Linked DNA regions of Homo sapiens: all the other regions are linked to region 3. The links are chromatin loops, found by intact Hi-C in ENCODE. Cell type or tissue: Caco-2. All regions are shown on one strand.

Region 1 (2,500 bases), 88 kb before region 3:
TGTTCCAGTGTGTAGGACTGTCATCCAATGGCAAAACTAGCCACTGCCATTACATTTATATAATGACATGAAGATATTACTCTATTGGCATTACATAAAATAATTTTAAATAAACAATATGCTTATAATAGAGGTACAAAAGGAATTCTCCTTGCTGAGTTTTTTAATTGTTCTACTTTCTTTGTAGCTGTGAGCCAGTGTTTGGTCTTTAGCTGAAACAGACATTTAGCCATAAACCACCAACCAGAAAGATCGTAAGTGATCAATTTCTCCTGTTATTTTAACTCCCTTGTCTCTCCTAACTGCACCACGTGCATTTTTCCTCACTGACCTTCCAACACATTCCCAGCTTTCATGAGCTTTGTACTTCAGTTATTAAACTACAAAAGAAATGGAGCCAAAAGACTGAAATATATTTCTCAGAAATACAGCTGTGCTAGCAACAGGCACCGCATGTGAAGTATGTCTCTTATCCCACTTCTCCTCATCACATTTCAGCAAATAAATCCTACTCTCTGTGGAACAATTTTGGTGTTAGCACAAAGTAATTCAAAGCAGTGGGGGGTGGGAGTCGCATAATTATGACCAGCAGAAGACGCATTTGCAAAAGCTGTGCCTGAAATGATTTAGTTAGGAAAAAGCTTTGCCAGAAGCCCAGAAAATCCTTCTGTTTCCCCCTAAATTACAAAGCATTTATTCTATTCTATGGTGATTTACATGGTAATTCTGTAAAACTACTTTTGTCTAAGATTATTATGTTTGTCCTCCTCAGTAATAACACGTTGGGATTCATCCGTTTATTTATTCATTCATTTGACAGAATAAGACACGGTTCCTCTTCTGGTGGGCCACATAAAGGAAGTTGTCATGTTCCAACTTAATGTGTGGGTTGAGAGGGATCTGCACAAACGAGCGTCATCGGGGAGAAAAATATATCCCAGTCTGCGTGGTCACGGGGAGCTTCCTGGGCAAGGTGACAGTTGGACTGAGTTAAAGGAGAATGCATTGCTGGGGGGATGGGAGGGCAAGATGTCCTGGTGGAAGGGGGTGGCATGACCAGGGCCAAGTGCATGACCAAGGACATGGAGGATAGAAGGTGGTGGTGTGAGGAAGGTGGGAGGGTGGGTATATTAGTTAGGGTTCTCCAAAGATACAGAAAGATCTGTCTTTCCCACTTGTTCTGTATCTTTGTTCCACATCTTTGGAGAACCCTAACTAATATACCCACCCTCCCACATTCCTTTCATACATACACACACCCATCTGTATGTGTGTAATAAATGGAGGAAGGAGAGAGAGAGACAGCGCACGTGCTAGACACATTTATTTACTTTAAAGAGTTGACTCACATGATGTGCGTGCTGAACAAAATCTGTTGGACAAGCCAGCAGGCTGGAAATTCAGGTATGAGTTGGTGTTGTAGTCTGGAGTCTGAATTCCACATGGCAGGCCAGGCAAGCTGGAAACTCAGGCAGGCTTTCTGTATTGCAGTTTTGAGGCTGAATTCCTTCGTCTATAGAAGCCTCAATCTTCGCTCTTAAGACTGTCAACTGATTAGATGAGTCCCACCTACAAGATGGAAGATAATCTGCTTTAGTAAATTCCACCAATTTAAATGTTAATCACATCTAAAAATTACCTTCACAGCAACATCTAGACTGGTGTTTGACCAAACTACTGGGCACCATACCCCAGCCAAGTCAGCATATAATGTGAACCATCACAGTGGGAGACATGTCACAAAGTGGTAAGACAGCAAGAATTGGTGGTCTGGGCTGGATTCCAGAGAACCTGGACTGTGCCTATGAAGCACCACTGCCCTGTAGACCTGGGATAATAAACACTGATGCCTAAAGGGACCAGGCAGGTAAGATAAATGAGTGAACTGAGACCTGCTTATAGTTGTTAGACACTTTGTTTACATGTTAAAAGATGAAAATATTCTCTAACAAAGAAAGATGTTACCCCACTTTCTATTCCCTCCCTCCCTCCCTCCCTCCCTCCCTCCCTTCCTTCCTTCCTTCTCTCTTTCTCTCTTTTGTTGTGGTGAAAAAAAAAAAACGTTGAACATAAGGCTGGGCACAGTGGCTCATGCCTGTAATCCCAGCACTTCAGGAGGCCGAGGTGGGTGCATCGCCTGAGGTCAGGAGTTCGAGACCAGCCTGGCCAACATGACGAAACCCCAACTCTACTAAAAAAATACAAAAAATTAGCCAGGTGTGGTAGCAGGTGCCTGTAATCCCAGCTACTCAGGAGGCTGAGGTGGGAGAATCTCTAAAACCTGGGAGGTAGAGTTTGCAGCGAGATTGCACCACTGCGCTCCAGCCTGGGCCACAGAGTGAGACTCCATTTCAGAAAATAAATAAATAAATAAATACAACATGAAGTCTGTTCTCTTATCAAATTCTTAAGTATACAATATAGTATTGTAAACTATAAGCACACTGTTGTGCAGCAGATCTCTGGAACTTTTTCTCTTGCGTGACTGAAACTCTAGACC
Region 2 (2,500 bases), 160 kb before region 3:
CTAAGGAGAGACTGGTGTGATCGATTCATGCATCTGGTACACAGGCTGTCATGGAGGGATCCTGCTATACCTTAATTCACACATTTTTTCTCAGTCATTTGAAAAATGAAAATCTGCCTTACAATTGGTGATGTCTTAGAATCTATGCAACGTTGTAATTGGCTCCACGTTGAAGTTCCATGTTTTATTGGAGAAGATCCTATCCCGTTTCACATGCCAAATTATTTGTGCCCATTTTTCAAGCATGTTGATTTAAATCTGTCGAAGGATCTGCGCACGTCAAGGCAGCTTAATGAAGAAAATGACTCTGTATGTATATCCTTCAAATAAAGATTAAATTGTGCCAGGTTTAAAGCAAAAGTCAAACTGTTCCTGCAGAGGAAGATCTAAAGCTTCCTCTGGTCACCTTGCTTTTGAAGTCATTACTTAGTATCAAATGCCTGGCAGATTTGATGCTTTGTATCAAATACCTTTCCCAGGCTCCTGGGTTGATGCCCGTTTTCCTCCTTTGGATGGTAATTCTTTCAAAGCTGGATAAGTTACTTGGGGGTAGGCATGGGAATGGTGTCTACTAGCTCATTTTTGTTGTATTTGCTTTAGAGGTTGTTAAGTAGGAGGAGACAGGTATTATCTTTGTGAAACCATGATACAAACAAGAAAATGGAGACTCATGGCTCATAGGCATGTGTATAAATGCATACATTGTCCTTGCATAGCCCCTGTTTTTGTGGTGGGGAGGCAAAAATTAGAGACCATTCTTCTATTTTTGTTTTTCACTTAATTTTATCTCTGTGTCATGAAGAAAATTTACATAGAAAATTTATTCTAGTTTTAGAATAAAAACATTTTCATATTTCACTTACAACCTCCACTCTGTATTCTTTTCTAAAATACCCCATCTTGTAGCTTCTAATGAGTTTACTGTTGTTCGGCTGAAATCAACCCACATGCTCTACAAGATGCCACATTTCTCTCTGAGATGAAAGGCAAGACAAATAGACCCATAATTATATTTTCTTGTTTCTTTGTGGCTATCTGCTCCTTTTTTATTTTATTTTTTTTAAGAGACAAAGATCTTAGTAGAAATGCTTCTACTCTCACATACCTGTTGGAAATTCTTTAAATTCTAGGAATTAGCTCTCACGGGTTTTTAGGTCAGAGATAAAGATTGCCCAGAGGTGGTGAGTGACAGCAAAATAACTGGATGCTAGCAAGGATTACCCGGTGGCTGGGAGCTGTATTAGCCATGCACAGCAGAAGCAATGGATAGAGACCATCCGTGCAGCCCCAGCTTGACTTGGGCAAGTCAATACAGTCAGTCATCCTTAAGCTGCTTATCGGGTGGAAAGTCAAAGGAAGTTCAGAATATCAACTGGTGTGTTTGGACAGTGCAAATAGCCAATTTAGATTAGGCAGGCAGAGAACTCGAATTTAAGCCTGCAAATTTGGATTGAACACACATATACCTTTCTATGTGTGATCCTTCAACAAGAAATCATTAAGCTCTCTGGTCTCTCTCCATTTATCTGTACTGTGAAGGGGCTGAATGAGGTGATATCTGAGTTCTCTTTGAATGCTGAACACCCCATGATTCTGGCACAACCTCACTTTGTGCGGCTGTTGACAGCCCAGCAGGCTCACCATGCATCCAGCATTGCAAAATCGCCTGGATTGTGCCACATTGAGCTTGAGAGTGTGCAGAAAGCATCTGCCCCTCAGACGCTGTTGGTCAAATTGCTGTCATTCTGCAAAGTCTAATTCAAAGTGCCACACAATTGCCAGACACCCTGGACAAGAACTTCATCTTTAAAAACATGTGCTGTATGTGGCAGAAGTTTGCCCTTGCTTGGGCAACATTCACTCAAGTGCAGACACTCTCTGGGGTCCTCTTTTTCAGAGTTGATTGTTTTTAAGGAGTTCTGACAGTGTTTCTTGCAAAGTTGCTGGAAAGGAGTAGCCCATGGTTGCTTAGCACGCAGATGTTAGGTCCTTAATTGTTTGGGAAGACAGTCAAGAAATAAATTACCAGGTTCTGATATTTCCAAAGTGTCACTGCCACTTGGCTAGTGAGCTTGCAGGGGATTGATTAGAGAGATCAGCAAACATTTGCAGCCATGTGTTACCAGGCATTTCAGTCTTCCAAAGGGAAGAGTTCTTCTGTAGGACCACTTGTATCTTGTATTTCCATCAGACTGAAAAAAGAATAATGTGATTACTAATATACTTTTGCAATACCTGGTTTTTGATAATAAGTACAAAGAAAAAATGGAGACACATTTTTAAACACCATATTAGATGGAATGAGTTCAATTTTACCTGTCTTTTTCATGATGTTTTCTTTTAAGCTTTTGGGTGCTATAATTTGCAAAGCAAATTTTCTCTTACATGTTTATGCCTGTCAAGATGATAAATTTCTCAATACTACAATTGGTGAGAAGCTGATACATACTTCCTAATGCTGTTTTGCTTCCTGACTTCACCCCACAGCCATTTGTTGACT
Region 3 (2,500 bases):
AATACAAATTCAAGATAGCTCATGGACATTTGTTTCACTGCCGTCTTTACTGCTGTCATTCTACACAAAACTAGTCTCTCACTAATACAGCAACTTATACCTTGGTAGGATTAAAATAATGATTGTTTTCAAGATGTGATGTAAACATGTGGATTCACATCTGTGACATCTGGATCTACTTAATCTTTTTGACTGGGAATCAGGAATTGGCGATTGTATCCTAAAATTTAAAACGTATTTATATCAATGAAGTGTGGGTTTCCTTTTATTATTTTTGGCGTTTTATATTGTTTCTATTTTAAACATTTCTCCACAAGATCATCAACATAATATTAAATCAAAAATTGACTTAAAATTCTGACGACAGGTCAATTTTTTTTTCTTTTTTTGAGACAGAGTCTTGCCCTGTCATCCAGGCTGGAGTGCAGTGGCATGATCTCGGCTCACTGCAACCTCCGCCTCCTGGGTTCAAGTAATTCCCCTGCCTCAGCCTCCTGAGTAGCTAGGATGACAGGCATGTGCCACCATGCCCAGCTAATTTTTTGTATTTTTAGTAGAGACGGGGTTTCACCATGTTGGCCAGGCTGGTCTTGAACTCCCAAACTCAGGTGAGTTGCCTGCCTCGGCCTCCCAAAGTGCTGGGATTACAGGCGTGAGCCACCGTGCCTGGCCCAGGTCAATTTTAAAAATACTAAAGATTCATTTTGTTCAAACTTCAACATTTCTGAGGAAAAAAGGTACAGCGTCACTCTGTTTCTACTTTTGAAGTTGGGATGCATGCTCTTCTGAGAGAGCTTTTGCTTCCATGACTTAACCTCTCTCCCTCCCATGGATCGGTGTGAGTACTACAAGATAAGCACACACATTAAGTGTGCCAGGTGGAATTTGAATTTGGGAGTGTGCGGGGATTAAGTCCTGTAGCTAGAATGGACTTGGCACTTGGTGGGCACCACTTGAATAACCCAAATTCCACAACTGCTGGGGACGTTTCAGATTCTTCTGAGGTTGAACAGATGAAAAGGAGTGTAGAAAATAAATAAGTGGCTAACAGTGGACTAGGACCTTATATCACTAAATACATGGAATGTCCTCTGGCAAAAAAAACCCACCCATTTGAACAGCAGATGCTGCATTTGCGATTGTAAATTAGTAAGTCTTCACTTGAAACCCAGCCTGGTGGCTTCTAGAAACATTGACCAGATATAAGATTTGGTCAGGAAGTTTGGTTTCATGATTAATAGTCTCCAAAATACCACTGCTTATCTGCTAAAATATTTGAAATTCCTGAACTAAGGACTTATGCCTTTGATCATGAGGTATGATGTTTTCAGCAGCATTGGTTGCAACTCTATGGGATGAGAGAGGGAACCTTGAGTGTGACATTTTAGATTGGGAGGCTGACTGGATTTGTATAGTCCTGTTAAAAGACAGGTCATTAGTCTGTAGGCAAGCCACAGCACTGCGTTCACAAAGCCAACAACCCAGTCTCCTCAGCTCTCCTCCCTAGAACCGCACCTGCTTATTTTGGTGATTTAGGCAACTTTTGTGCAATGCAGTTAGCACTGTCATGAGCTGAGTCTCAATTTCTTCATCTGCAAAATGGGATTAAGAATAATACATACCACATGCTTGGCTAAGCTTCTTCACCATTGTGAGCACAAATGAATATAACCTCCAGGTAATGGGAACTGTAACAAGTACTGTCACGAGGAATCTCCAGCAGCCCCTCCAGAGAAGAGAAGAGTGCATGGGAGGGAAAACGTTGAACAATAGAGGGTCCTAATTAAGAGCCTGATTTGGAGTCTAGATCCACCACTAATGAGCTAAGTGACTTGATGAGCCTGAGCCTCGCATTTCCTCATCTTCGTAATGGGGTTAGGAATCATTCCAAGCTTAATGAGAGGAGCTGAGGGGTTAGTGGAACCCAGTTCCCAGCACAATGCCTGGCTGCTGCCATTGTTGTTTTTAGTTATGTTAACCTTAGGAAACTGCTAGACTTTGATGACTTTCTATCTGCAACAATGACAGTTTTGTATGCTTCCCCCTAATAATCAGTCACAGGTTTTGGAGGACAGCTAATTCTAGAAAAAGGAAACAGCACATGTAAAAGTACCTGGCAAAGAAAGGAAACAGAAACCCCATAGAGAATCATGCACAAGTGAAAAGAGGAGAGGCCAAGGGAACAATCAAAGGTATGTGGAGCTGCTTTTGCTGCGGGACAAAATGGCACCAGGACTGCAGCACCTCCAAGACACAGGTTCATTCTCACTTGTGTCGTGCACTGGCTGTGGCTGTTCAGCAGCCCTGTTACTGTTCACACTCCTGCAGGAGCAGCTCCTGTTTGGAACAGGCTAGAGGAAGGAGTGAAAACAATGGGGACCGGGGAAGTCTAAAGCTTTTGTCGTATCCAGTTGCACATCAGGCAGCCAAGCCCAGAGTAAAAAGGAGAGATACGGAATTCCTCACAGAAGGGTAGCAAATATCTGGGAATAAAATAATC

Evidence for each region. Hi-C counts contacts between places; a loop is a spot of excess contacts. Peaks named below come from ENCODE experiments on the same cell type or tissue, not always from the same donor. Only the 100,000 strongest peaks of a DNase experiment are listed, where the experiment ranks them.
Region 1: it touches region 3 in a loop (5-fold over the local background); 1 of 110 quality-filtered maps calls a loop at or near these places.
Region 2: it touches region 3 in a loop (7-fold over the local background); 1 of 110 quality-filtered maps calls a loop at or near these places.

The regions. Positions count from the first base shown.
Region 1 is chr5:9,711,539-9,714,038 of GRCh38, reverse strand. It overlaps LINC02112 (long intergenic non-protein coding RNA 2112), which reads left to right. Exons shown (of 13, transcript NR_027112.2): 7 at 188-254; 8 at 821-973; 9 at 1,648-1,867. It also overlaps a transcript of TAS2R1 not described here. Among named protein-coding and RNA genes, the nearest start is that of TAS2R1, 82 kb to the right of the region's middle. In Caco-2, no CTCF peak of the experiment used is centred here; a DNase peak (open chromatin) is centred at 1,368.
Region 2 is chr5:9,787,155-9,789,654 of GRCh38, reverse strand. The region is part of intron 4 of LINC02112 (long intergenic non-protein coding RNA 2112); the gene reads left to right. It also overlaps a transcript of TAS2R1 not described here. Among named protein-coding and RNA genes, the nearest start is that of LINC02221, 66 kb to the left of the region's middle. In Caco-2, no CTCF peak of the experiment used is centred here; a DNase peak (open chromatin) is centred at 1,252.
Region 3 is chr5:9,623,158-9,625,657 of GRCh38, reverse strand. No RefSeq gene overlaps it. Among named protein-coding and RNA genes, the nearest start is that of TAS2R1, 5.9 kb to the left of the region's middle. In Caco-2, no CTCF peak of the experiment used is centred here; DNase peaks (open chromatin) are centred at 917 and 1,457.